Regions from separate parts of the Mus musculus genome. Here regions 2 and 3 are each linked to region 1. A link is a loop called in an ENCODE intact Hi-C map of the cell type or tissue named here. Cell type or tissue: heart. All regions are shown on one strand. Each heading gives the region's core, and the rest is flanking DNA. Links, peaks and the distances in the headings are about the cores only.

Region 1 (10,089 bases), core at 890-8,889:
ATTGGCTGTCAGACCTTTATTATAGCCAATCAGATACAACTGTAGATTGCCTCTAGGCTAGAGAAGAATAACAAAACCAAGATCCTGACAGTTCTTTGCTGATAAAGAATGAACAATTGAATACACAGAGACATACCACACAGTGTACCCCAACACTCTAGTATAACTATGAGGCCACCTGCATGTGCTCATAAACAAGTATATGCACGTGTGTGCACATTGCACATGTCTTTAATGCCAACTCTTTTCATAGACTGAGGCTGGAGAACTTCACAAGTTCAAGGCCAAAGTCAACCTGAACTACATGGTTACACATATCTCCAAATAAAAACAAAACCAGAATATTACAACTTTTAAAGATTAACATTTAAGAATCGGTGTCCACAAATAAAGTGACATAGTCGTGCTAATTAATTTATATCTTATGTATGGCTGGCTTCATGCTAACATGCCATCTAATAACTATAAGAGAAGTGCTTCAGCCACAAAGTTAAAAACACAATACATTTATACACCCTGTCTTTTAGAGAACCGTTTGGGAATACTTAGTATGGAGCAGACATGTACTCTCAGCACCTGAAAGTTAGGATGTGGTTATTGCTACCTGTTATAATTATGTCGAATGAATGAATGAATGCATATACATGATGTGACTGCACATAAAGGTTGAGACAGTTTATTGAGACATAAATAAATAAATACACCATAACTGATAAACACAATACTTAATCTTTCTATTTATAGTAATTAAATGAGGGAAATCTGAGATTGTTCATTTGCCAGTGGTGGATTAGGATAATGCGAATAAAATCAGTGTACTGGTTGCCTTTTGTCATCCTAACACAAACCAGAGCCACCTGTGAAAAGCAACTCAATTGAGAAATGGACTCCATCAGATTGTCCTGTGGGCATGTCCGGGGTCCTGTTCTTGTTCTATGATTGATGTGAAAACGCTTAGCCCACTGTGGGCAGTGCTACCACTGGGCAGGTGCTCCTGAGTTGTATAAAAAAGTGAGCTGAGCAAGCATGGGGAGCAAGCCAGTAAGCAGCATCCCTTCATGGTCTCTGCTTTAGCTCCTCCCCCCCCCCACCCCCTGGGTTCCTGCATGAGACCCTGCCTTGGCTCCCTCCATGATGGATGGTAACCTATAAACCAAAAAAAAAAAAAAAAAAAAACCTTTTCTTCCCAAGTTGCTTCTGCTCATAGTATTGATCTCAGTAACAGAAACCAAACTAGGACAGTCAGAGTTACTCTTTGCTGCATTGAGACCACCAATGAGCTTTGTGGTGAAGAAAGGCACACAAAACAGCCCCCTATGTGTCCACTGTGGAGCCGCTGGAAGCATCCTCCTCTCCTTGTATCATTTGGTAGTAGTTACAGCGAGCATGTCAGCCTACAATTACAAGCCATGCCAGGCATTGTAACCCAGCCTATAGCTCTCAGACCTAGAAACAGAGATAAGAAGATTGTGTGTTTAAGGCCAGGCTGAGCTACACAGTAAGACGCTACGTTGAAAACCTAAAATAAATGCTTAACGAGTTGTAAGTTGTAAGCCCACAAATATTTGGTCTTTCTTCCAATTTATAGAAGAAGATTGCTATATTGGTTCATCTTAATGTTTCTTCCAATTTGTTGTTACTAGCGATATGTAAAAAAAAAAAATCAGGAGAGGGGTGATTAGCAGTGATGAAGATTCTGTGTTGTCTTTCAGAAAGCAAGGACACAGGTTTCCTGTGCCTCCAGCCTTCCTGCTACAAGCAACGAGTGTGTGGAGATTGCTCAAATATGTCAGAGACTTCCTCCCACGACTCCTTCTATGACTCCTTATCAGACGTGCAGGAAGAGGGCAAAAGTGCTGACTTCTTTCCAGGCCTCTCTGCTTTCCTCAGCCAGGAAGAAATAAATAAAAGCCTTGACCTGGCACGCAGAGCTATAGACAGCTCTGAAACTGAAGATTTTGACTCTGAGAAGGAGATCTCGCAGATTTTCAGCAAGTCTCCCATAAGCCTCTGCGAAACTCCTTCCCATGAGGAGCCGAAATCAGGCAAGCAGACTTCCTCAGAACGACCTCAGGATAGCAGGCGAGCACCTGTCCAGCCTCTAACAGGAGATCAAGCTGAAAGGATCACTTCCCCAGGTTCAAAGAGAAAACCCGGGGTATCACCCCTGCTGGCCAGCCCCAGCTACATCCGGAGCCTCCGCAAGGCTGAAAAACGAGGTGCAAAAAATCCCAATCCAAGTTCAAAGCCCAAAACTGCCCAGCAAAGCAAGGCTGGCCCCCAGAGCCAACTGTGCGACAAGGCGGCTAGTTTCATCGAGGAACTGACCTCCATATTTAGAGAAGCGGCAAAGCCAAGGAACAGAAGCCCAAATGGTGAGTCCTCATCACCAGACAGTGGGTATCTGTCTCCTAAAAATCAGCCATCAGCCCTGATGAGTGCCTCAGCCAGTCAGAGCCCCACTGCAGACCAGCTAGATCAACTGGAGATGGACGCAGAAGTCAAGCAAGCCCAGGGCAGCCTTTGCTACCAGGCCCACCAGGCCTCGGAAGAGACCTTGCCACTCGCTCACATCCCGCACCCACAGCCCCAGAAAGCCCGCCACTTGCCAACTGCACCTAGGTTCATCCAGAAACTGAGGAGCCAAGAAGTTGCTGAAGGAAGCAGAGTTTATTTGGAGTGTAGAGTCACAGGAAACCCAACGCCCAGGGTCAGGTAAGAACTCTTATTACGAATGTAACGTGATTTTATTGACTTCCGGTGTGACTTCAAGGGAGACGAGAAATTTCATGGATTGTGCGTCCTGTGGTCTCTGCAGTAGATTTGCTCAAAAATCTGCTAAATCAAAAGCGGGCCAAATAGCCAACACCACTAGGTGTCCCAGGTGGGGCAGGTTTTGCCGTCACTTGAAGAGGCAATGAGAAAAACCAGCTGTTATATAGGAGTGCAGATTTTACAGAGCCTAGGGAGTGTAAAATATCAAAATGGTTTATCCAAAGTATGAAGAAAAGTGAGTGGTTTTAGTCATGAGTCACTGAAAAAGGTAAAAAATTATCCTAAAGCTACAGTTATCCAGAGGAACAGAGATGACAGTGTACAGAAATCAAGCATAGATAAATCCTAAAATAGACATCCAGTCTAAGGAATGGGTTAGTATGCCTTATTAGTGAGAGACAAACACACACCTGCATCTCCAAAGTGTAGCAACCAGAGTAGGCAGAATTTCTATGTAGGAGAACAATGAACCAAGTCCATAGCACAGCAGGTTGGTTTTCTATGCTTAGCCACAGGGCATAGCCAAAGATGACAGCGAATTGAGTGCATACCTGGAGCCCAAAAGCACCCCACATGCCCATTATGATTCTTTTAAATTCTTCTTTCTAAGTTATAGGCTGTATACCTTCTCCCGTACAATAAACGTTTAAGAGAGGGACCTTACAGGGCTTACAGGATTGCAGGGCTTACAGTCAGGGATCTTCCTCGGACTCGTCTCTTAAAACAAGAGGCTTTTGAGACTTGCTGTCTTCAACCATGAGATGAAAATGTAATAAGGAATCACATTCTATTCTATGATGTCTGAATTAAACCATATGTAAAACAATAATGCCTTGCTGTGGCCTTGTAGCTATCATTACCCAGGCTCTTCAGCGTGTCTAATTTCTTAATTGCAAGTCAGGATTAGACTACAAAGATGGGCATCCATTGGGTTATTTGAATGTTTTATCCAATCTATATAAATGTTTATGTGAATGCAATTGTTTTGTTGTTGTTGTTGTTGTTGTTGTTGTTGTTTGAGACAGGGTTTCTCTGTGTAGCCCTGGCTGTCCTGGAACTCACTTTGTAGACCAAGCTGGCCTCGAACTCAGAAATCTACCTGCCTCTGCCTCCCAAGTGCTGGGATTAAAGGCGTGCGCCACCATGCCTGGCATTATATAAATGTTTAAAAGCAAGTTCCAATAATTTAGTTTAGGAAAAGAATGAAATGGACAAGGTCAGCTACACAAGGTCAAAACAGACCTCATGCGTTTTTCCTTCCTGTGTGAGCTCATGCACACATCGCTGGCATGGATTTCACAATCATTGCTTAGAATAAATTCACTATTATTCACTAGCTAGTTTACACTGTCAGCTTTTACTGTAATGCTTGCTATTTTAAGAAACGAACAGCAGGGGGCGGTAAAAACCTTCTTAATGTGTTTGCTCAGACACATGGTTCTGGATTCTGTTTTCCAGAAGAATGTAATGCTTTCTTTCAGATTCTGTTTTGGTTTTTTTTTTTTAAAAAAACCTATCAATTTTAGGAGCAAATGATCGGTGAGGAATATATGTATGTGCAAAACAATGTTACTGACTTTGAAACTTTATGGTTCAATTTACATTTATGTACAAAACAGTCTCTTGCAAGTGGAACCCAGTAGCAAATGTATAACATGTCAAAACTGACTGAAATCACTCCACTCAGCACCAAAGGACCCAATCAAATGAGCAGGCATGATTCCTTGTTAAGGTTCACTTAGTCGTTTGATAACACAGTGGGCCATCAAAATCATGCCCAGGCTTCTTGAGGACAGCTGGGGACAGTAGGTTTAGACATTTGGTTAGTAGCATAGTATTATTAATTATTTCAGTGTACTAAAATCAATGACCAATGTTCATTTGACATGGTAAACAGTCATTAAATCTTTGGTAAAAATGCTTCATTGCTCATTGTTTACTTAACCTTTATATCCTTTAGGGTTTGTTTTTGTTTTGTTTTGCTTTAAGAAGACGACTATAAATACACGAGGTCGGGGAGATGAGGGTTGTTTTCATTCCTGTTTGAGGGATCTTGGTCATCTTGATCATGCATTTGGAAATATATCAAACTTCATGAGCATTCAACTTTATTGACCACGTGAGACATGATGGTCTTAGCGGAAAACCTTCTGTGAAGACAATTTTGTGTAAGGAAGGAAATCTTTAATAAAAAGTGCTCGCGCTGGAGCGTGAGAAACTGGCTCATCCTGCATCCATTCAGGGACCTACTGACCTACATATTAGTGAGACCTAGCTCCTCATCGGCAGGACACCTTCTAAGGATCTAGAAGTAGTTGGTTGTCTTATGGAGAGGAAGGGAGTGTCAAGGAATCTGAAGCAATCAGTGGGCAAAAGCTCAAAAGATAATGCTTGATAAACACAGAGGCGCATAGTATTGGGTGGCTGGCAGCTATCCTGGGAAGGGACAGGGTGTGCCTGGGTGGCCAACCAGAGGAAAGAATGCACGGTTGGCAGGTATGGCAGCAGGTGGCAGGATCTTGAGGTAGGGACTAGAACACGAGGAGAAACTTCACTTGTCAATAGTATAAGCCAGTGAGCAGCAAGACCTGGGTTTCAGGAGGACTCAGGCTCAGCCCAAGGAACACATTCAGCTCTGGCGCCGCCATGAGGCCAACGTTTAGTGACTGCGTTTGTGCGGTGGCCCGGATCAGGAAACAACTTCCTACAACTGCATGGCTAGGCTACTTACTGCTAGCTTAGAGGTCCTTAAGTAAGGCCAAGACAGAGACTGCTCCAAAGCCGCAGGCCAGACTTGGTAGCACAAGCCTTTAATCCCAGCAATGGGAAGCAGATCTCCTTTGAGTTCAAGGCCAGACTGGTGGACGTAATGAGTTTCAGGCCAGCCAGGGCTATATGGTGAGTCTCTGTCTTTAAAAATCAAAACAGAAGAAAACCCTGAGCATCACCAAACTAATAAATTAGATAAAGTAGCCCCAGATAAAAGGAGAAATGGGAGGAACAGTAATGAGAAGACAAACCAGTCATTTCAAGGCATTCCTACTTTAAACATAAGCACTGTCCCCAAATGTCACAAAAAAAAATGTGAAAGCAGAGTTCCTTCCCTCCTTTATTCTTACATACCCAGAAAACAATCTCAACAGTTAAAGGAAAGAGAAGATAGATAGAGAGATAGATAGAGTTAGGTAGATAGATAGATATACATATACACATGTATATATAACAAATAATTTATATACAATATGTATATAAATTATTTGCTATCAATTTTGTTTAAATTTTTTCAAAATTTCTATGTATTTGTGAACATGTGTGCTTGTATTTATTTGTGTGAGTATGTCTCTCTGTAACTGTATGTGCACATGTGTGTGCAGTGGCCCCCAGAGGCCAAAAAGACATCATTGAAGACTTTGTGTGCCATCTGATAGGATGTGAACTGTAGTCCTCCTGATTGAGCCGCAAGCACTCCTAACCTCTGAGCCGTTTCTCCTGTCTCATACAAGGTGAACTGTTACATCATCTGTTGCTCCATTCATGTCCTGTTCTAATGGCCCTCCTTTTTCAGTCTTTAGAGGGGCCTAGGGGCAGGGAACCTGACACCACTCACCTTTCTTGGTCTTCTGCGCACTCAGCCTTTGAGTGGATAACTAGTTCCTGAATGTGGGTTGTGGCGCCTACCTATAAACCTGGCACTGGGAGGATAGAAGCACAGTGATCTTGACTTTTAGATCAGTCTGGACTGGACAGCAAAGTTTAGTCTCAAAGCAACATGGCTTTGGTATTATAAAAGGGCGTCTTCCTCCTTTTCCTTGTCTTCTTCCTCCTCATCTCCTTTCTTCTTCTTCTGAGACTGAGCCCCACTATGTAGCTCTGGCTGTCCTGGAACTCACTATGCAGAGCTACATAGGGCCAGACTGGCCACAAACTCACAGAGATTCGCCTGCCTCGGCTTCCTTAGTGCTGGGATTAAAGCGTATGCCACCAGACTTGGCCTACACGTCTGCATTTAAAAGTATTTTTAATGGAAATTTTATCTTTTTAACCACCTAAATTTAAGAGGCCCTAGATATGAAACTGTATAATAAAACACCAAGTAATAAAAAATGGTTAATTAATCACAGAGCCTAGAATGTACGTCAGGGATTTTTATTCCTTATGCAGTCTGGTCCATAAGAAGGTCCCACCACTGTCCTTATTTCTGAACTGCTGTGTCTGGCTCTCTGGCAACCTCCAGAAGTAGAAGTGAGGGGAACTACCATCTATAAAAATCAAGGTATGGAGGAAATCATAGTCCAAATATTTTCAAAGAGATGATAGTATGATATTTTCTATATAAAGAAATCCACAGTTTTCATGGTTGTGCCTCTTTATCTTCAATCCATGAACAATCATCAGCTAACATACATGTTAAAAGAGTGTTCATATTCTCTGCATAATAGCTGTAAAGAAAGCTAAGCCTTCTAGTTAGGAGGAGTGGTCTACACACTTTCATATTCAGATAATTGTGAGGTGGATGTATACATTTATGAAAGGGAAAATACTTTCAAACACTCAACTACCAAAGTGAAAAGAATCCGTCATCTGCTTTAATATTCCAGACACAGTTCCTCCTAACAGATGCCTATTAGGTCATCCTTATTAGCCTTGTCAAGTTTTATTTGATATATGCAATTGCAATTAATTCAATTCTTTCTTTTTATAATTAAAACTCAGCACCTTTAGTGCCCCCACGTAGTTTATGTGAACAAGACTTTGATCCTCATCAAAAGTCAAAGCAACAACAGTATCCATGTGAAATCAATACAGCCCAGTCTGTGGATATTTGCGATCCCTCAAGAATAATCATAATAAATAAAGCAGACCACGGATATTTATCTTAGTAAGACTATCTGTATGAACTGTGATGGTTTGGGATAATATGGCAATCATGCCATAGCCAGGAGATTATAAAGGTGAAGGTACAGATGGCTTAGCCCAAGATTATTCCAAGGGTAGTCAACGTTGAGAATGTACATACATATCAAAATAAAAATAATCGACAATTACATTTGGTGTTACTACAGTAGGGCACAGAGTTATACAAAATTTTGGAGCCCAGTTTTAGGATAACCAGTGAGTATAAGATGTACACACATGAAACCTTTACATCACATCTCTGTCGATATCTAATGTAAAATGTCTAGACTTCCTTTCTAGAAGTTCAAGAAAAAATTATGACAGTCACCTTGACCGCACTTGTTCTCAACCCCATCTCTGGTTCATCCAACAACTCAGTTGCTTCTCCATTTCAGATCTCTGTGTCTGATTCTTCACTCCATCACTGCAAGCATGCTCCACTCTAAGCTTCATCCCCTGGCTCAGATACTAGCATTGCCTCTAACAGACCTCCTTGGGCCTACCTTTGCTCATCTGAGTCACATGACACTCAGCATAGTTCTTTTCAGTGAACTGTCAGCACACCACTGCATGCAGTGACTTCTTAGCTGGAACAAAGTGAAATAAAATACACTGTCCTGGCAGGTACTAATAAGGTCTTCTCTGCTTCACTTATCCCCTGCTTCTTGCCATTGAAGATCCCACATCAGCCACCGTGGGACCTTACTGCACCTCCCTCATCAGAGGCCTCTGTGCCTTCTGCCCCTTCTGCATGGAAAGTTCTTTCTTCGTATTTTTCCTTAAAGTATCTTTAGGGTATGGCTTTCTATATCTACTATGTTAAAAGGGGTAGGGAGGGGTCCTGCCCCCTCACTACACAATTCCACTATCTGGCAGTTTTCTCCATAAACTTTTATGACATACCATGGATTACTGGTTTAATTGTACTATCCATTTCCTTCAATAGAATTAAAAATCCTTGAGTATAAGGACTTACTAATTTTTTTCACTTATTGGTGTCAGGGATCTAAAATGGCACCTGACATATAACAGGTGATCAATAAATATATGTTGAATGACTCTAGGTGTAGATTCCACTTCAAGGTATATATGCCTGGAAGAAAATGCTGCCCTTATATTCTCAATAAAACTGAAAAAGCTATAAAAATAAATGAACAAATTAATTCGTGATATATCCATAATGAATAGACCAGAGGTGGATTTATCAGATCTGAAACTCAAAAACAAAATACCAACTAAGAGTGAGCAAGTTCAAAAGAAGAACGCAGTGGCTTAGTTAGCAAAGTGCTTGGTTAACGTGCGCAAAGCCCAGGGTTTGATACCCAGCACTGGAAAATGAACAAACATGCCAACTAACCAACAAACACACAGGCAGTGGAAGCTGGGGGGTTAATTCATAGCAAAAGGGGGATTGAGGCCAGCCTGGCCTCATGAATATATACAACTTGCAAGAACAAAGTGTGGACACTTTGCCCCTTCCTAGAAATTGGAACAAAACACCCATGGAAGGAGTTACAGAGACAAAATTTGGAGCTATGGCAAAAGGATGGACCATCTAGTGATTGCCATATCCAGGGATCCATCCCATAATCAACGTCCAAATGCTGACACCATTGCATACACTAGCAAGATTTTGCTGAAAGGACCCAGATATAGCTGTCTCTTGTGAGACTATGCCGGGGCCTAGCAAACACAGAAGTGGATGCTCACAGCCAGCTATTGGATGGGTCACACGGCACCCAATGGAGGAGCTAGAGAAAGTACCCAAGGAGCTAAAGGGAACTGCAACCCTATAGGTGGAACAACAATATGAACTAACCACTACCCCAGAGCTCTTGTCTCTAGCTACTATGTATCAAAAGATGGCCTAGTCAGCCATCACTGGAAAGAGAGGCCCTTTGGACTTGCAAACTTTATATACCTCAGTGCAGGGGAACCCCAGGGCCAAAAAGGGGGAGTGGGTGGGTAGGGGATTGGGGGGGGTGGGTATGGGGGACTTTTGGGATAGCATTGGAAATGTAAATGAGGAAAATACCTAACAAAACAAAACAAAACAAATAAATGTTTTCCTCAAAGTAACTTTCAAGAACAACTGAAGTAGTCAGGATACAGACTAATACACAAGAATGTCAAATGTTACATTAAAGATGACACTAGCCACAGAGACAAAGAAGCAAGGGGCTTCAGTTGTGTTCATAGTATTTTGTATCTTAAGATGTGTGAATTGCTGTTTTTATGGGTAACATTAAAAACTACTGACTTTTTTTTTTTTTTTTTTTTTTTTTTTTTTTTTTTTTTTTTACTATTTGTACTATCTATGCACTGTGCACAATTTAGTCCAGAAAAACCACCAAGAAGAGTCAGGTACATAAAACTCAGAAAAAAAAAAAAAAACATCTACCCAGCACATTCAGGGCC
Region 2 (10,089 bases), core at 1,457-9,456, 170 kb after region 1:
TTCCTTCCTCAATTTTCTCAGTGCTGGGATTTTAAACATTGCACCACTATGACCAACCCTCCCATGACTCTTCATTTAAACAGATCAAGTCCATATTGAGTGTACAGGTGGAGGAACACAAAGGTACCATTTAGTTTTCCTTCATCCCAAGGTCAAATGCTTCCTTTGTCATGGCCTGGCTCGTGTAAACATGAGATTCCTTCCTGGACACCTAGAACATGCTGAAAAATCTAGAACTGAAACCTCAGAGTCATCCACTGCAATCCAACTGCTAGGACACAGACACTGTTAACAGTTATCTTACCCCCCCACCACCACCACTACCACCATAATTACCACACATATAAATCAAATCATGAACTGTTCTGTGTACTAACAACATGGCTGGGAAATACGATTTTTAATATATGTTGCTTTTTTAAGAAATGAAAGGCAGAGAGTGTGTGGAAGCGGTGTGTGCATCTCCACCCTCTAACCTGGTGCCTGGTGTGGCATGCCTGCTTTCTGCTGGATACATCTCCTCCCTGCAACTGCTTTCTCCTTTTCCCTTTAAGCAGCTTCCCTCTGTGGTCTGCAGCATCCTTTTTAGGCTAGGCTTTAGTGGAGCAGGTTTAGACAATGACCCTGCACCTGCTCTTAACTCAGATGACACTTGGACTCATCACACTGATTCTCTGGCATTCCTCTTGTGCATGGCAGTGACAGTGCATGGCAAGGGGACTCTTCCTATCAAAGGAGTACCTCCATCTATTTCCTCGTGTTTCTCTAAAGATTCCCAGCATGGGTAACAAGGATGGTCACTGGATGGCTACTCCAGAGGGCTGTTCTTTCCTTAGACCCTTCCAGGGAACCACAGTGCCAAGTGAACATGATCTGTGTTGACAGGTCTTCATATGGAGCCGGAAGCATCCAGGGCGCCCAGATTCCACACTGAATTATGATTCAGATGGCTAAGCACAGCTTCTGAAGGTTGATTCTCATCATTCTGAGGGCTCCTCCTTGTTTGTTTTAATGGCTTACTGGGCTTAACCATCTATGATGCATGTGCCTGTGTGTGTGTGTTTGTGTGTGTGTCGTTGTGTGTTTGTGTCTTTGTGTGTATGTGTCTTTGTGTGTGTGTCGTTGTGTGTTTGTGTCTTTGTATGTATGTGTCTTTGTGTGTGTCTTTGTGTGTGTGTCTTTGTGTCTGTGTGTCTTTGTGTCCGTGTCTTTGTGTACACATGTGCATGCCTCTCACTACAGTAGAAGGCAAGCTGGAACTGAAGTCTAGGAGCAAGCATACATTTCTGTTGCCCTTTATCGGTAGGCATCTGTGCTTTTGCTATTTCTCTTGCTTTTAAACACAAAGGGAAAAAGCCACATGGTTTTAGGAATAAATCTAATCTCCTTTGATGCCTAAAAGCTTAAACATGAAAAATATTTGGGTGTCATTTGTTATATACCAGAACTAGCTTCCTGGAGATATTTCATAGGTTGGCTCATAGAAAGCTGGACCGCACACTGTGCTCTGAAACACTAAATTAACTCATCTCTGGCTACATTCATGAACTACAAAACATTTACTTAAAAGTCAGAGATTTTCTAGGGCTAGCATCATGTCCCATCTGATAAAGGCACTTTTTTTTTAACCAAGCCTGAGTTTATTCCCTAGGACCCACATGGTAGAAGGAGAGAACCAACTCCCTTGAGTTATGCTCTGGCATGTGTATACCCCAGTCCCACACACAGTGAATAAACAAATATAGTAAAACATGAAAAGAGATTCAAAGCCCAGCGACTTGTTGCACTTTAAAACACAAATGGAAAAAAGAATGCAATCATTAGTTGATTTTTTTTTAAGAATAAGTCTCAGGTAGCCCAGGATAGCCTCACATCCTCAATATAGCTGAGGATCACTTTAAGGTTGTGATCATCCAGCATCTACTTCTGTCTGTGCTGAAAATTTTTAAATGAGATTTCAAGCGTAGTAAGTAAGCGCTCTTCCATCGACTCTACAGCTCCAACCCCAGTAGCTGATAACCTTAAACTTTTCATTTACACACACACACACACACACACACACACACACACACACACACACATTCTCCTTACTGTCCAAATCCAGACATCATTCTTCTACTTTAATAATTGATAGGAAAATACTATAGGCTTTTAGACTATGCACAGTGCTTTAGCACACACCCTACGCAAGGAACATTTGCTAAATCACATACTACTTTTACTTTTTCCCGTTTGCTGTAAGATTTGTGACTCACTGTTACTCCCCCAGACCCTTAAAACACAAAACAAAACAAAACAAAACTGCCCAAAGTCCACACACTTCCTGTTGAAGTCTGTCCATTAGCTTGTTTATAGGTAAGGGTTTTTTTGGTTTTGTTTTTGTTTTTTTAAATCGTACTTAATTATTTCAAAGGACTGACACACCTTATAGGGTATGTAAATCTAGGAAGCCTAAGTCTGGTCAAATTATTAAAGAGTCTGAATGAGTGAATAGCTCCTATCACTAGTTAATCTCAACGGGGGAAGGTAGGGAGAGGACATATGTAAGGAAATTGTTAGCATTCTGGCATTTAATAACAAGTACAAAAACTTCACCCCTTTGCATCCATAAAGTTAAATTAACTTATCTTCTGCATCATAAAAATGTATTAGCCTGCAGTTGGAGTTGGGTAAAGACAAGTTAGTAAGAGAGGCGGAAGCCAAGGTCAATAAGGAAAAAGTGCAGCCCTGCAGCCCTGCAGCCCTGCAGCGGGTTGTATTATTCAACTCAGAATCTTGAAATGAAAAAATGCCAAATCTCTTAGCTTCGTGAACCTGATGTAGGAAGCTGGTAAGGCAGGGGTGACAGGGAGCACGTGAAAGGGTGGGAGCCTGCCAAAACAAATGAGTCTTTTCTCCTAATCTGGCTTCCCTGAGTATCTGTAGTCATTTGGAATATAATTGTTTGGAAGCCTTGCATTCCGCCAGCTTGCTTCTAAATGTAGATAAAGGAAAGCGGCAGCTGTTACCATCAAATCCCACAAACAAGAAAGGGGCCGTACAAATCTGTAAACAGCCCCAAAGGTGCCACAGGCCTTATGGTAAACCTGTCTGATCTCATGACCCAGAGATTGTGAAAAGCTGGTGACCAATGGATTTAAAGGAATTCACCCCTGCCTGAGACTGCAGCGATTCTTTTCTGATAACCCCTTTGTGGATGTTTTGTTCCTCTGGGGTTTTGTCTAAGGTTTGGCATCTTTCTTCCCTATTGTGAGGTGATTTAAGGAGGCGTGAAGTCTGAGAGGGTCACTTGCTTCTTGAATTTCAGGAACTACAGAACACAGCAGCCTCCGAGGGCCAGGTGGTGGTGCTGGAATGCAGAGTCCGAGGGGCACCCCCGCTGCAGGTCCAGTGGTTCCGGCAAGGAAGTGAGATCCAAGACTCTCCGGACTTCAGAATTCTCCAGAAAAGTAAGGAGAGGTGTCCGTTGTCCCAAGTTTTGGTTGGGTTTTCTCTGATTTCAAGAGAACTAAAAAGGACTTACATGAGCTGTTTTGTATTCTCAATGTGGAATGAGACTAGATAGTCCAAAATGCGCAGGGAATAAATGAATGTAACGCAACACCTCTCTGTCCCCTCCCCTTCCTCACATCTCCTTGTAAATGTGAGATCAAAAGACCTTCTGTGGTTGCTCCTCTACAGATCAAACGCCAATGTGTGTGCCATCTCCCTAGTTCAGCCTTCTGTACAGATTCTTGGTAACAATAGTGTGGTCATGTGGTGCTAGGAAGCTTCTCAGCTGAAATGCCTAAGTAAAATACTGATTTCTTTCAGCCATGCCCTCAAACTTCTCCTGCATTGTTTGTTAAATGGTAGGACTCTCCCTGCATTAAAAGGGCCAGAGTACATGTTCTTTTTGGTTCAAGATATTCATAGGGTTAGCCCTTAATGCTGAAATTTGCCCCACAACCTCTTCCAAAATGCTACTTGTGAAATACACAAAAGAATTGGTCTACCTCATTTTTATGGAAGAATAAAACAAACCAACCAACAAACCACAGGCACTCCTTTGAAGTGGATGAGATCCGTAGGCCTTTTCTTTAGAATGAAAAAGTCCCACCTACTCACATCGTTGGACAAATCATTTTAAGAGGTTCCCAAGTTGTCAGGAACTGCACTGGGTCACACTTCCCAGTGCACAGTGTTTCTGTACGCATGGAAATAAAAGCTGAGTGGCTGCTGCCTTCCTATACAGAGGTGGTCCGTGACATTTCTGCACATGTAGCCTAAGCAAAGCAGCGGGAGCAAAGGGGTTAGTTGTCGCTGAGGCCCTGTTCTAATGCTATCCCCCCTTCTTTTCCCTTTCTCACATAAACAGAACCCAGATCGACAGCTGAACCCGGTAAGAGTTTTCTGCTATTGGGGGGTAATGTATCTTTTGGTTTTCAGGGAGTCTTTGTCTCTATTCGAAAGCCACACACCACACTAAATGATGTATTTGCAGTTCCTCAGAAACACAAAACCATCTTGAAAACAATGTCTTCTTTATCACAGGGTCTGTGCACTGCAACCTTCCTCGTCTTTATTAGTAAACCATGCTGCTCAGACAAGCGCATTGGGCTTGGCGACAGACGGCTTTTTCAAATACAGTGTTTTATTCTCAGACTCGTGATCCAAAAGGAAAACTTTCTGACGATCCAGTAGAACAGAGAAATTTGCGGCAGGCTAGGCTTTTGCTGACCAAAACACACTGTAAGACTCCATGGCTCTTTGGTTGGTCACCCAGTCTTTGAGAGCACCTAATCCTGTAGAGACTTGATACTCCAGGGTGGGGGGGACACTTGAGGGGGCACCCTCTCAGAGGTGAAAGAGAGGGAGAAGGGAGATGGAAGAACTCTTTGAGGGGGGAAACTAGGAGGGGGTAGCATTTGGGATATAAATAAATAAAATAACTGATTTTTTTTTTTAAAGAAGACAGCATAGCTTAGAATGTGCCTGACTGAGGGCTTTAGTGGAATGACAGAGTGAGCCTTGAGGCATTGCTGTCTACTGCTGAAGCCATAAACTTTTACTGTTCCATAAGCTTGAAGAAAGTCAGCGTGTCCTGGGAGCTCTCTTCATTACCAGGTCATCTGACCTCACCCAAGTGCTCTGTTATCCAAGAGTGTGGGGGCTGACTTCTCCTCTGCCTTTGACCTCTTGTATATTTATGAGTCCCCACGGACCAAAAAAACTGTGTGTCCAGGTATCTCATAGTGTGCACCCCCACCCCACCCCCAAGATTGTTTTCTTTTGTATTTTTCCCATCAGCAAAGACACAGTCCACTATTTCTTCACAGAGGTTAGAAAAACATGTCGTTTTCCTGTTTCTGCTGTTCTGCTGTTCATGCTTCTGCTGCGGCGGCAAGCGGATCCTGCCAAACGTGCCTTGGGAGCTATGGCCCTGCCCTGACCCTTGCCTGAGAATTTTAAGGTTCCCAGTTAGCTATAACAGGGCATGATACTGTCCTGCCCCTGAGCCTGTCACATCTGAGTATCAGGTCGTTAAGAGCAGAGTGTTCTTCATTTAGAACTGGAAGTTGAAAGGTTGATTCTTAACATCCTTCGGGAAGGACTGGAATTGACCTAGTGGTTCTGAGTTACAACTAGAGCATGCCACCCCATTCAGTGTGGGGGCTACCACTTCAAAAACTGCTGTCACTTTCCACGATGTGGAAAGAGACCGCTTTGTGTTTTACTTGTGATATGTCTTTGTGTAAACTTGCTAGGTCCCCAGTGTATGGAACGTCTGTGTGTCACACAATGCATATAAAAAGTAAAGGCCAGCATGGTGACTGTCACTCATTGATGGGCTGGGCAGGGCAGAAAAAGATGGATTCCTAAACTCCACTGCTCAATTAGCCCAGCCAAGTCCATGAGATTTGGTGAGAGAGTCTGTTTCAAAAAAACCTAAGGGTAGCAGGAGTAGGTAAGGATGCAAGGGCTAAAAGCACTCGGTGTCCTTGCTGAAGACACTGGTTTGGCTCACATAGCAGCTCATAGCCATTTGTAACTTCTGTTCCAGTAGTTACAGTGCCCTCTGCTGGCCTCCACAGTCATTTCACACACATGGTGCACTTAGGTGCAAGCCAAACCCTGATACATGTAAAATGAAGGTAAATAATTTTAAAAATAAATAAATAAATAAATAAATAAATAAATAAATAATCAAATAATAGTAATCAAGGAAAGATATCCAATGTCAACCTCTACTTTCTACAGACATGCACATGCCCATACTAACAAACACACAGATCACACAGATGCATACACACACACACATATACATACACACACACACACACACACACACACACACACACACACCAAAAAGGAAAAGAAAACAGTCAGGTTATTCTGCCAACAAGTAAGTTCAGATGAAAAAAGCTAATGGAAACAACTCCCACCGCTGCCCCATTCCCTCACGACCCCTCCCATAGACAGTCTTAGTACTCCAGTTACAGCTTGTTTTGCTTTAACAAATAAAAGTTCAATCATGAGTTACTTAATAAAATTTGTTCTGGATGCTCCAGTCCTGTAGAACTTGCTTGAATGTCTCTTGGATGAGTGTGGTGGTACCGTGGTGTCCTAGCTGAAGGCTAAGGACATGCAAGGCGCTCATCTTCAGCTCAACGGCTTGACAGTGCACACAAGATTTTCCTTATCATGTTTGCCGAATTCCTCATTTTTCTCCTCCCTTTAATTATATCTGAAAGTATTTTAAGACAAGAGAATCCCCCATCCCAACCATAATAACAGCATCTGCTAAAAGCAAGTGTACCTTGGCAGAGAAATATTTTGAGAAAATTTGTCAATGTAAGAAAAAGATGTAGCTGGGAACTATTAAAAAGAAGACAAACTTCCCCTGGTCTCTGAGACGTTCGCCACCATCATATTTACCACAACAACTGGAAACATTCCTTTCATTGTCCCAGTGAAACACTAATACATTCCACTTTGGGAACTCTACACTTGTTATGCAGTATTAAATAAAAACTCATGATCATAGCTTTTTAAACAAGAACAACAAAAACCCCATAAATGTGACTAGTCACATGACTGCTTTTATGAGTTGGACAGAGTATAAATTAAAAAATCAAAACAAAAAAGTCTATTTTAAGACATATTTGTATTTAAGCAAAGTTGAACATACCTAACAAAATGAAGTGTGAGGGTTTTTTTTTTAACTTCCAAATGTTTCCCTTGTGTTGTGTTGTGTTGTGTTGTGTTGTGTTGTGTTGTGTTGTGAGAGAGCCTATTTCAAAACAAGTGAAGGTTAAGAACAATTGCTGTTTTTGCAGAAAAGCCTGCTTTGTCTCCTGCCTATCACACAATGGCTCATATCCATTTGTAACGTCTGTTCCCAGCAGTTACAGTGCCCTCTTCTGGCCTCCACCAGCATTCCATACACATGGTGCGCTTATTTTAAAGTATCAGTGCATACACATAGTGCACTTACATTTTTATTCTATGGTACATATAAAATGAAGGTAAATCAATCTTTAAAAATGTAAATAAATGATACATAGATACATACATACACAGACAGAAAGACAGGCAGAAAGACAAATAGTGTGGAAAGAAATCAAAGAAAGACACCCAATGTCAACCTCTATTTTCTACAGACATGCACACATGTACACATGCCCATACTAACCAACTCAGAGATGCATCTTTACATATCATGGGAGTATGTGTGTATGTGTCTGTGTGTGTGTGTGTGTGTGTGTGTGTGTGTGTGTTTGTTTAAACGACTTATCTTCTTAAATAGCCTGATTGATTACTAGATCGAGCCAGTCACCAGTATACTCATCTACAGAGGATGAATGTAGGGGCTGCCTTCTCTGATATCTATATCTTAACCACTGTTAAGTAGAAAGAGAAAAACACACATGGCTACGGAACATCTGAGGCAAGAGATAAATTTTATAGGCTCAGCCCATGATGTTTTCCAAATGCTAAAACACAAACAGCCTTTGAAATCCAGGACAATATTTAAAGAGATTTTTATGACTCTCCCTTCCCTTCCTCTGATATGGTTGTTCTTTCCTGATCTCTTGTCTCTGTCTCTCTCTGTCCTACACCCTTCCTTTCCCCTTTCTCCACCAACTCCCTCATCCTTCTTACCCAGTTTCTTTCTCACTGCCTTTATTATTCATGGGTAAGGAAGGCACTTTAAGGCTCTAAAAATAAAGCTGGAATTCCCTGGGATGTAGATATGGGTCCATTAGGATTACACATTGAGCTAAAGGAGGAACAAGCTGATTCCTTGCCCTGTGCATTTGAGCAACTGGAACAGGTTTTTCTTGTCACTACTGTGCTGTGTCTGTCTAATGTGTTTTGCACTCCCCTCTCTGTCTAGACAGGAGTCAGCTTCATCACAAATCTTCTCAGCCTGGTTTGTGAATTAAAAGCGAGTCAGCTTTCTTAAGACCAGCATTGGTTCATCATGTTACCTGCCAGGCTGCCTTTTTTTTTTTTTTTTTTTTTTTTTTTTTTGACATTCTAGCTTTACCCTGATTGGATCCTTCAAAGACTAATCTGGGGTAAGAGGATGAAGACTCATTCACAGATGTTAATACTCCAGCCGTTACTCAGCTGTCTGGGAACAGCCACAGACGGTCTTGAGTCGCTTCTATAGCATTGCCTAATGGTCTAATGGCATGTGAAATGAAAGCCACAAAAAAGTGGGTCTCTCTCTCTCTGTCTCTCTCTCTCTGTGTGTCACACGCGCACACAATGTATCCACTTTCTTTTAAAAGATTTATTTACATGTATGTGTGTCTATATACGTACATACATAAATACACATGTGTGTTGGTGCCTCAGGAGTCTAAAAGAGACCATAAGGTCTCCTGGAGATGTAGTTACAGGCTGTTGTGAGCTGCCTCAGTGTTAGATACTGAACCCCAGCCCTCTGCAAGAAAAGCACAGCACTCAGGAAGCAGAGGCAGGTGGATCTCTGTGAGTTTGAGGTCAGCCTCATCTACAGAGTGAGTTCCAAAAGAGAAACACTGTCTTGGAAAAAAACAAAACAAAATAAAATAAGACTTGTTATCTCCTTTTTCAAGATCTCTCTCTACGTAGCAGTGTAATCCTAGACCTTTGTCTGTGTGTTGACTGTGTGCTTCAGAGTATGAGGGAAAGTCCAGTGGTTGGCTGTCCTAAGGACTGAGCTGTGAATGGGAAACTATGTAGATGCTTACTGAAGCCAGTCAGTTGCACACAGTTAAGATTACATCTTGGGTTAAAATAGTAGTTGTGTAAGAGAAAACCAGCCTGTATACAACCTGTGTCTCCCATACAGGAGCGACACCCTCCCTTATATGACAGGATATGCAAGGTGTCTCTCCACACCATCAGGGGTATGTCAAAGGTCTGACATTTTTGACATAAACACCTTGACACTTAATGTCTGACAGATAGAATGTAACAACTAGCTAAAAATATTCATAATTTTAAACATTGGGTCAACATCCTTTTGTTCTATGTGACAACACATTGTTTTTGTACAACTGAGAATTTGGTAAGCATGTGACAAACAACCAGGATTTCTGAAAATCTGTCTGGAAATGAGCTTTGCAATATCCAGTCTGACTGCAAAGGGTTGTATAGCCCCCAGCTAATGCTCACACCCATTCAAATGCAACTGTGGTTATTTAAGGATAAAGGAGTAATTTTTCCTTTAATGCCTGTGTGATTTCCTAGCAGTATTTAATTTGTTCCGATGTAAGTTATGAAGTTCTATGGGAATAATGACCTAATTTCATGGAGCTAGTTGGCTTATCTGTTGGCTTAGATAACTGTAAAAAAATGCTAATATATTAAGGCAGTGATTGTATCTCAACCTGCCTTTTTGAAAATAAGGTTTTGAAATGAAAGAAAAGGTAGCAGACACAAAAGTTGAGGAAATGGGCTACAGAGTACACACACACACACACACACACACACACACGTACACATACACATACAAAGTCTAACAGAACAGGGTAGAAAAGTAGAAAATGCAGAGACAGAATAAGAGACATAATATATAACTGTGATTCCAGCAGGAGGGAGGAAAGACAGAGG
Region 3 (10,089 bases), core at 1,184-9,183, 120 kb after region 1:
CTATCACTGGGATCTTTATTAAAAACATTGTACTGCATTTATACAAGTGAATATACAACATTAAACATAAGCGTGTTCTTTAGGCAGTGTGTGTGTGTGTGTGTGTGTGTGTGTGTGTGTGATGCACATGTGTGATGCCTCTCCTTCCATAAGACTCTCCAATGGCTACCTAATGCCTTAAGAATAAAAGCCACTGAGCTACAGAGATAGCCTACTAGGTAATGTGCTTGCCACTCAACCATAAGATCCAGAATGCAAACCCTATCATGCATGAATGTAAGGCAGGGGGAAATGACAGCTAGCCTATAACCAAACTGCTCTAGAGTTACACACTGAAACTCCGGTGCAAAGTGGCTGGCTAGACTAGCTAGCTCTGAGTTCCAGTGAGAACTCAGCTTCAATATATAAGGTAAAGAACAGTTGAGAAAGACTGAAGACATCAACCTCTGAACATATACATACATGCTGGCGTACTACATCCACATACACTGGCCAGAAACTAAAAGAAAAGAGGTACAGTCTGAATTTCCCACTGCCTGTGCCACTTCTGGTGACATTCTGCATTAAGTCCCCTCTCTGCCATTCCTCACATTGCATTCCACACGCCACCACTCAGGCCTCTGCACTTGCTGGCTCCGACTTCACCAATTAATCCCAAAGCTCACTTTCATCAAGTCTTTGTTCAAATGTCACTTTCTCAACCAAAACACCCTAACCATGTCACGATCTTGTTATACTCTTCTCAGCTGTTCCTATCATGCTTCAGCATATCATCTTCTTATATATGTTTGTGCTGGCTACTTTGATGTCAGTGTAACACAGGCTAGAGTCATTGGAGAGATGGGAACCTCAATTGAAAAAAAAAAAATGCCTCCATAAGATTTGGCTGTAGGCAAATGTGTACGGCATTTTCTTAGTTAGTGACTGAGAGGGGAAAAAGTGCCTAGACCATTGTGGGAAATGCCAGCCCTGAGCCAGTGGGCCTGGGTTCTACAAGAAAGCAGGCTGAGAAAGCCATGAGAACAAACCAGTAAGCAGCAACCCTCCATGGCCTCTGCATCAGCTCTTGCCTTTGGGTTCCTGCTGTGTTTGTGTTCCTGCCTGACTTCTGATGATGAGCAGTGACATGGAAGTGTAAGCTGAATAACCCCTTTCCTCCCCTGGTTGCTTTGGTCATGGTGGCTCATCATAGCAGAGAACCCTAAGACAATTGTTTTGGTTCTGCTTTATGCCTCTCTTCCTAAGTATAAATGCCACGGTGGGAGGAGGAGCCAATTTCAAGCTTGTAATACTTTGCCTAAAGAGTAGCTACAGCCCTCCATATTTTTTTTTTTAAGTGAGAAAACAGAATGTGTTTCTGGTATCAATGTACTTAAAGAAATCTGGTAGCCTACAGGAAAAAATAATACGACCATTATTCTGTGGAAGGATGTAGTACATTTGTGATAATTTAAATTATGTGAATTGTTGCTTATTCCAATATTAATTATTTTAGTCGAGTGAGACAGGATCTCTATGTAGTCCTGATGGTCCTAGAACTCACATGTTAAACAGGCTGCCTTGAACTCACAGAGATCTTCCTGCCTCTGCTTCCTGAGCATTGGGATTAACAGTGTGCTCTACCATACCCTGGTATTCATTATTTTCTTTCTTTCTTTCTTTCTTTCTTTCTTTCTGTCTGTCTGTCTGTCTGTCTGTCTGTCTGTCTTTCTTTCTTTCTTTCTTTCCTCCCCTCCTTCTCCTCCTCCTTCTTCTTCTTTAAGAAGTTGCTGATGTTATGATTCCCAGACAAAAATTTTAACAATAGATGTGAGGAGAGTTCAGGAATTTGCATTTTCAACAAGCTCACCACCCTTCTGGCCAGTCCTGAGTGCTCCGTGGGCCACACGCTGAGACATCACTCACACCCTCTCTCCGGATATATGAAACTGCAGAATGTGTAGCAGTGGCAAAGTTCCCATCTGGAGCTTAAGCAGATGACTGATTATAGAGATAAGAGCCAGAGCTTCCGTGAATGTCAGGCACCTAAGAGCTGTACCCACAGGGTAGCTCCTTGGACACAGGAAATGGGGAACAGCAGATTCCATCCAACCTTCATTCTCATCCACACTCACACAAAGGGACCTAGAAAGGTCGCCATCTTTGACTGGGGCTGCATTTCCAAAGTCTAAACTGTTAACCTTTTCAACACGTATGGACCCCTGGGCCATATTTATTATTCTTCTTAGGGTGACCACATGCCAAGAACCTTTTGTTTTAGCCTGTGCCTTTAATTAACACAGTGCCTTTCTGATTAGCAGAGGAAAGGGGCTTCTAACCACCCCTTCTGGAGAGGAGGAAGAAGCCAGTGAAACTCCAGAGTTCGCTGATCCCCTTGCTACATTTTGGAGAAGCAACGTTTGTCTCTTACTCAGCGATCCCAGGAAAAGTCTCTAGTTCGAGCCTAGAGACAAAAAAATAGAAAGACCACAAGAAGAGACTGAACTTGCCAAACCCAGAATATCTTCCCATTGAAAAGCAACCTCAGCCTTATTAACTTGACAATGATTCCCAAAGGAAGGGGAAATTTTAATAAGGAAGGGGAAAAAAACAGTATTTCATGAGCCATCACTTCCTTAGGATAATAAATGTGAACTAGAGATGGACCGCACTCTTTCCACATGTTTACTTCCAAACATGTCTCTTGCTGTCTCTGGTTGGACCTCTCAGGATGACTATTTTTGGAGCACATGTTCTGATAAGTCTTCTAATTGACTTCAAGAATCTGTCATGCCTTTGATATTTTATGGACTCTAGTTGAATTAATAACTTTATTAGTCCCTCATGAGTTTCTTCTTCAAATTTCTAAATCCAAACCTGGATGGCTGTGTCTTGGGCAGGCTGATTCTGGGATGGGAAGATTGGGAACACAGTATGTGGTGAGGTCAGCTCCTCCCGTGTGTTAAATCTAGTCTGCCAGGGAGATGCTGGCTGGCAAGTAGTGGGGTTTTCTTAAGTGGTTGGTGTGGATTTTCCTATTGTTTCTCAGTTATATCCATCCTTGTAGTGCCTGAGTTGCTGTGACCTGATGCAATGAGGAAGAACTGCAGGAGAAGCCAGCCAGGGAACATGCTCACTCTCAGTGAATCGCAGCTTGGATGCTGAGGGACAGCCTTGATTAATGGCAGACTTGTTCAACATCAAAAAAAAAAAAAAAAAAAAAAAAAAAAAAAAAAAGGAACAAAAACCAGATTTATTCTCCACATTCTCTTTCCTAAGGGTTCCCTGTGTGACATGGGGTTAATGTATAGACTTGCGAGAGAGATTTCATTTAGACAGAGGGACACACACGGGATCGTGGAAAGACACCCTCTCATGGAAGTGGATATAAGGCAGGTGAAGATGGGAGTCCCTGTCGCCTAGTTACCAAGGCCCCAGGTGTGCAGAGAGGCTGTCTTTGTGAAATGAGTAGAGAGGTGTCTAGGAAAGGCTTTAAGCTGAAGCTGGCCTGGTGGCTTGCTTTGGAACTTGCTTGTGGCTGGGACTACCTTGTCACTTCAGTGGTGTGTAATTGTGATTTGCCCACCCCGGTCCAAACAAAAGCCTTCGGACGTGTAAGCAGGACAGTAGAGAGGGGCGTTATTTCTGGACATTAGCAACATTCCTGCCCAGGACACACCCTCGCCCTCTCCCCCTCCCCAGCAGCCCCAGATCCTTTTCTACCTCTCTCTCTCTTCCTCTCGCTCACTCGCACACACTCGGCGCACACGCGCCCCTCTGCAGACGCGGTGCACTCGCGCGGCTGCAGTCCAGCTGCCTGGCTCCGGTGACGGGACCGGGACCCACGTCCTCCTCTCCACCGTAGGCTGCCGGGAGCCCTGCGCAAGGCGGCTCTGCTGCCTGTGCATTTTCCCGCACCCGCAATCTCGAGCCTAAAAAGTTGCACTCGGACAGCTGGCGGGATCCGAAAGAGCCCAGAAGAGCTTCTTCGGCGGGGTGTACAGAGCGTATTTGGTGCCCAGTTGGTAAGTGGTGTAAGTGGCCGCGTTCTACAGATGCAGAGCCCGTGGTGCTACGCATGGCCCTCCGGATCCCTCCAAACCCCTTAAGGGGCTCGGGCAGAGGGTCCTATTCGCCAGACTTCTCCGTTGTTAGGGTTGGGTGGGGGAGGGGAGAAGGGCGTGAGGTTACATCTCTGCCCTCTTTGTCCACCCCATCCCCATTTTTAAAAACGCTACTTTCTTACTCTGCACACCCCTGGAGCACTTTGGGTTGGATTTTCGTCTAGTTTGTCATCCGCTCCATCCCTGGCTGAATTGGAAGGAAACTTTGACAACGAAAGCCCCTTCTGACAGGCTGAGCTACTCAGCGAGCTGAATGAGTTCTAGCTGGAAACACTTTATCTCAGGGAAAGTTTGAGATTGCCTTTTTTTTTTTTCCTCTTGAAAAATCTGGGTGGTTTTTACTCCCCCCACCCACCCACCCCCAACCCCCACCGCTCTCCTTCAATCTCCTAAAAGTTGTTTGTTTTCTTGGATCTCACTCGATTGCAGTCCTTTGTCTAGCAGAATCTAAAGCTACTTTCTCAGCTCCCTTTCTCTCTTGGAAGCCCTTTGGACGGAGTCCCTCTCTCATTAGTTAGCATGCAGTTGGCTGTGGTTCTAGGGAACAAGTGGCCGGCAGAATACAATAGGGAGGAATACATTCCTGATGACTCCTCTACCATGGAAAGACTGAGAACAGAAAAGCTGGCCTTCCCCCATTCCTACTACTCGTTATGCTTTTACAAGTATTGGGGGGCGGGGGGGGGGATTCTGGAAAAGATCGCTTCTAGAAGCAACCAGCATTTCTTTTAGCGAAATGCAGATTCCTACAATCTACTTCTATCAAAAGCCCAGATACAGAGCCTGGCACCTGACAAGCCAGATGGGATTCTGAGGTCACCTCTGCTAGTGGTAGGCTACTGATAAAGGGCAAGAGTGGAGTGTGGTGCCCAAAAGGCCTGACAGAGGACCATGTGAGAAAGGGACAGTTCTCCAAAGATAGCTTTTTTTTTTTTTTTTTTTAATATTCTGATGATATCATTATCATTGACAGAATCATCGGGATACTGGAATGTAGCTTGCCATCCTAGCAAGGCACATTGAATTCCTAACCACAGGATGAAAACAGACTTTCAGTAACCCTTTTTAACACTTCTAAGTAGACTCAGCAAAATGCGTGTTTATTTCTGTTGCTGATAAATCCATGGGAAATCTCTTCTGACCCCAGCAATTAAATAAATAAATTTTAAAAGTCCTAGTTTATAACTGCTGGAATAATGGCTGAAAGATTATTTTCAGTAACCCAGAATCTTGCCTTTCTCCCTGCCATTGTTTTAGAAATTACAGAAAGATATGACCAGCATGCATTTGGGCTGCCCCCACCCCCCAACCAGCTGAAATGAGCAGTTATCCTTAGGTTATCTGATGAAAAGATTGCTGCTGCACGCACTACCAGGATGTAAAATACTATGTCTCAGAGAAGATTATAGCTGGTAGACACACACGTCTATAGTTGCTATGCTTCTTTGTCCTGGTCCCTTAAGGAACAAGACCTACCTTCAACATGACAGTGTTTGTTTGCAGTTTGTCTGTTTGTTTCTTGATTTTTCTGGGTCCTTTGCCCCTCCCACTACAAATCTACCTTGACTAGAGTTGGCAGTGATGATTCTGTAGGGCTAAAATTAGAAAGTTCTCGGGGGGCCATTTAAACATATCCTTCTTGTCTCCTAGAAGTTCTGCAGAGCCTCCTTGAAAATGCTCACTTTAGCAACAGCTGTAAAACAGTAAAACGATAGCTAGGTACACTAAAATAGCACTTTTATTTGGAACATGTTTCCCTCTCAAGCCTTAATCATACTTAGCCAGTGTATGTTAAACTTTGTTTCCCAGAGGTGCCTACAGGCTCGCTCGCTCATGCATTCACCATCCCTCCAAAGACTGTATACTTAACGCTTTGAAAGCTCCTTTAAATAAATAAATAAAAATAAGCAAAGATCCAGTTGCACTTGCAGCACACACGGCCGGCTCTTCTGATGTGACAGCAGATGGCAGTCGCAAGAGCTTTATTTGTGCCTGGGACAGCTTAGCTAAGTGTCTCGTAAATTAATCATGAATTGAATAATTGATTTCTCACACCTTGGGCTGTTCTTAACTCCTCAGTTATACATTTAAAGACAGGTTACTACAAAGCTCTGGGTCCCTTAGAATTCTCGTCAAGGGCTATTGAGCATTTGCTACAGTTGGGTCCACTCTACTCCTCACGTGCTCATTAAGACACCTGGACATAGAACTTCAGGCTCTCCTGGCTGTCCCATTTCCAGGACAGCCTCAGTGAGTGACCTCCCATTCGTTGGTCAGCCCTGAAGTTGGCGGTGCTGATGGACACAATGAGTTTCTGTGAATGTAATTAAACCTGCCTCTGCCAGTCTGCCTGTGGTATTTGTGAATGTTTTCATAAGGAAAACTGTTCTTGGGCTCCATCTGCCCTCTGTGGTTTGTGTCATATTGCGTTTGCTGTTCTGCAACCCTTGCAGTTTTGTGTGAGTGTGTGTGTGTGTGTGTGTGTGTGTGTGTGTGTGTGTTTCTGGAATGATTGCGCTATGATGTCATGTGCTATCTCAGTGTAGAACGTTTAAGGCTCTTGCTGAGGTCCATACGCCTGGGGGGTAGGGGCTAGGGTGGGTGGGGGTGGGAGCTCCCTCAGAGCGCACTTGGTAGCTACTCCCCGACTCCCTGTCTGCTCCAGCACATTCCATTGCCTGGAGACCAAAGCCACCAAATGATTTGCGGTCAGAGTGATTTGAGGCTGGTTAGAGATGATTTAAAAGGAAGGTTATGGGCACATGAAGTGTAGGGTAAGAAAATATATTTTACTACTTTGGAGACCACATGGCTCCAACTTCAACTTCTTTTTTAACATAGAAATTGTTGCCTGAACTGGCTCAAGGTGGCCCCTCCCCCACCTCAGGTTTTTTTTTTCTTTTTTTCTTTTTTTCTGGCTCATGGCAAAAGGCAATATTCCCTATTGATTGTAAGCTTGACCTTCCCCTTATTTCTGGAAATTGTTAAACTTTTTCATGCTCAAAAGGACAGGGGAACGTGAATCTGCTGGCTGCACTCGTTGGCTCATTGTTAAAGAAGCAGTCCCACTCTTCCCAATATATGGAAGAAGGATCTCCAATACTAAGTCTGGAGGAGAATCAGTTACACAAGAAGCAAAGGCAGGTTGAACAGAAGGTCACAGAATGTCTTTGTGGAGGTACATGTTACTTGATAAGTGGAAGAAATGATTTGGGTCAGCCTCCTGAGGATTCAGTATACCCTGTGATTAATAGTGGAGCCAAACGAAACATGTAATCTTTCCTAATTCACAAATAATGGTGAATGAGCTCAGAGACCAGTGACCTCTTCTCATTAGTGGTCCTTGGAAACACATAACCTTGGACCCATGTTTCATTTGTGAGATCAATCTACCACCCCCTTCTAAGCAAGCTATCGCAGATTGGTGCTGTCAACCAGCTATCACCACCGAGCAAGTTCCCAAATCTCTCTCCAGTATGAATGCCTGGTATTACTTCATTCTGCTGGTTACATCCATTCTGTTTTAATCCAAAGTATGTGCTCGAACCTGGTAGTCCACTCAGTGCTAATCAGAAGACAGCGCTCATGTTCCGGCTTGATGTTATGAATCTGGTTGAAGAAGCTAAGCTACCTAGAAAGCTCACTTGGGAACTCAACCCATCGGCTGGCCATCATGAGCTTGGCATCTGAGAGCCATCACTACAAGATAATGGAAGGCTGCTTGAGATGTCTCTAACAACTTGGTGCTCTGCAGTCTGGCTAAGCCAATCTGGAGTCCTACAGTTGGGGCCTATGTGCAGTAAGCAGCTTAAAAGAAAGCACATGGAGATCGGATTAGCATGATGGCTTATGGGAAAAACATTGAGGAGACATACTGGATGATGAGAATTAAGTGACACTGGAACTGAAGATGCTGATTCTGTTTGCCACCAAGTAACCTTGGACAGATTACATTAAAATTTTAACATAGGGGGCAGGTTTGAACTATGTTTTATCCTGTTCTTAGATGTAGTGTCCTTAGGCTGACACTAGACAGCAAACAGAGAAGGTGGCGTTATCTCTACTGTACAGTTGTGGAAACTGGAGTAAGGTACGGGGGTTATTGATGTTTTCAAGGTCACACAGCAAGTCACTGTTGGTATTTGGTCTCAAACTCAGACCTCTGTAAACGTCAAGTCCCATATTCTTTCCACTGTAGCAGGCAGCCCCCCACAACTCTTGACCTCTACAGACCTCACTCTCCTCATTTGCAGAAATGAGACATTTGGCTCAGAATACCAGTAGACCAGTCCAAGTTAAAATTCTGTGTCTGATGAATCACTGGCTGGAAAGGACTTTAAGAAATCACTTAGTCATATTCCTCACTTCCAGCAGGCCTCTGTCGACTATTTTGAAAGGAAAATAAAGCCCTTTTTCTTACAACCAAGTGCAGAAAGAAGCCTGGCCCAGGAGAGTGTCTAAACACAGAACACAGTGAGGAATGAGAAAAAGTGACATGCCAGTGCTCAGTGGGAACTCTGAACTCTCTGAAGTTTGGGTCTTGCCTTAGTAGAGGTGAGCATTGAGGGGCTAAGGGTGCGGCTCTGTTGTAATAAAAGTTAGGTGGGTCTTCCTCCCAGCCCCATGCTCCCAGAAATAAGACTCTGACTTAAAATATATTTACAAATATCTTGGCCATACAGCTAGGCTCTTCTCTGACTAGGTCATGATTTAAAATAACCCATTTATTCTAATCTACATTCTGCCACATAGCGGGTTACCTGTGCTCAAGCACCATGTGTCTGAACTCTGTCGCATCTTCCTGGGTGAATCTGACACACTTGGCACTATCCCAGAACCCTTTCTGCCTCTCAGGTGTTCCACCTCCTATTTCCTGCCTACGCCATAGGCATGCAGCTTTACTGTTGACGGTGCCACATGCATACAGGCATAAGATATTCTCTCTACAAGTTGGTAGAGTGCTTCCCGAACGTTCTCAAAGCCCTGGATTCAATAGCTGGCTCTGCATAAACCAGGCATGGTGTATATACCTATAATCTTAGCACTTAGGAAGTGGAGGAAGAAAGATCAGAAATTCAAGGGCATCCTTGGTTATATAAAGAATTCAAGGCAAGTCTTGGCTATATAAGACCCCATCTTAATAATAATGATAATAATAACTAACACTTTGTCAAGATCTAAAGTAAAAGAATCACTAACACACCTTATGGGTAGGAAAGAATTACAAGACAGGGAGAATTAGGAGCTTTAGAATTACTAACGGCTCCTGGAGGATATGGTGATTGAAAAAGGAATGGGAACATTTCTGTTCAAAGAGATAGAGCCCTCTTTATCTGATGGGAGGGGCAAGCAGGACACTATGCTCCACTTGTTCTTGGTTGGTTTGTACTGATGGATGTGGTGCAGAGAGAATGAGAAGGGACTTCACTTTAATACGCTGCCTCTGAGCACCTTAAAATGTCTTCCTTGTGTCCCAGCATGGCTCTCAGTAGCCAGAACCACCAGTTAGAGTCCACCCACCATGTTAGAAAATGACCAGCAACCAGACTTAATCATATCTTGCTCATCAATCTTAGCTATAATCTTCAAAACATTAATCATTTGTCCATGACCTTCCTGTTCCATTTCCAAGAAATTGATGTTATAAGCAGGACAGTGACTTTGCAGACAGATGTAAGTCACTATTACAACTCTCTGATTGGCTTAGGTAAGCACTATGTACTCTAAGCCTCACCCACTCACCTATGAAATGGGCTAACTATGCCCACATTAATGTTTGATATTCCTTAGAAATTAGTCCTGGAATAACGGTCAATGGGCTACATAAAAATTAGTTTGCATCATTAGGAAGAGTCCAGGTTCAGGCCATTTCTTAAAGCTATAAAGTCATTTATAATCTCTTCCTGTTTTGTCTCAATTCCATTCCCAACCTAAACAGAAAACAACTATCTAGCTTCAATGTTCAGTGCTTTCAAACCTTTAGGAC

What was found. Peaks named below come from ENCODE experiments on the same cell type or tissue, not always from the same donor. Only the 100,000 strongest peaks of a DNase experiment are listed, where the experiment ranks them.
Region 2: a loop joins it to region 1, with 5 times the contacts of the local background. A loop is called at or near these places in 28 of 42 quality-filtered maps.
Region 3: a loop joins it to region 1, with 2.2 times the contacts of the local background. A loop is called at or near these places in 2 of 42 quality-filtered maps.

Annotation. Positions count from the first base shown.
Region 1 is chr8:61,869,539-61,879,627 of GRCm38, reverse strand. Palld (palladin, cytoskeletal associated protein) reads left to right here. Exons shown (of 22, transcript NM_001293772.2): 2 at 1,713-2,715. The coding sequence starts at 1,787. Among named protein-coding and RNA genes, the nearest start is that of Palld, 28 kb to the left of the region's middle. In heart, for the core only: CTCF peaks have their summits at 4,165 (motif pointing right) and 5,419; no DNase peak of the experiment used is centred there; H3K27ac peaks cover 622 bases.
Region 2 is chr8:61,696,462-61,706,550 of GRCm38, reverse strand. It overlaps Palld (palladin, cytoskeletal associated protein), which reads left to right. Exons shown (of 22, transcript NM_001293772.2): 7 at 3,308-3,449; 8 at 4,358-4,381. Among named protein-coding and RNA genes, the nearest start is that of Gm51576, 16 kb to the right of the region's middle. In heart, for the core only: CTCF peaks have their summits at 6,063 (motif pointing left) and 7,413 (motif pointing left); no DNase peak of the experiment used is centred there; H3K27ac peaks cover 309 bases.
Region 3 is chr8:61,753,726-61,763,814 of GRCm38, reverse strand. The region is part of intron 2 of Palld (palladin, cytoskeletal associated protein); the gene reads left to right. Among named protein-coding and RNA genes, the nearest start is that of Gm51576, 73 kb to the right of the region's middle. In heart, for the core only: CTCF peaks have their summits at 3,756 and 6,065 (motif pointing right); no DNase peak of the experiment used is centred there; H3K4me3 peaks cover 2,776 bases; H3K27ac peaks cover 2,406 bases.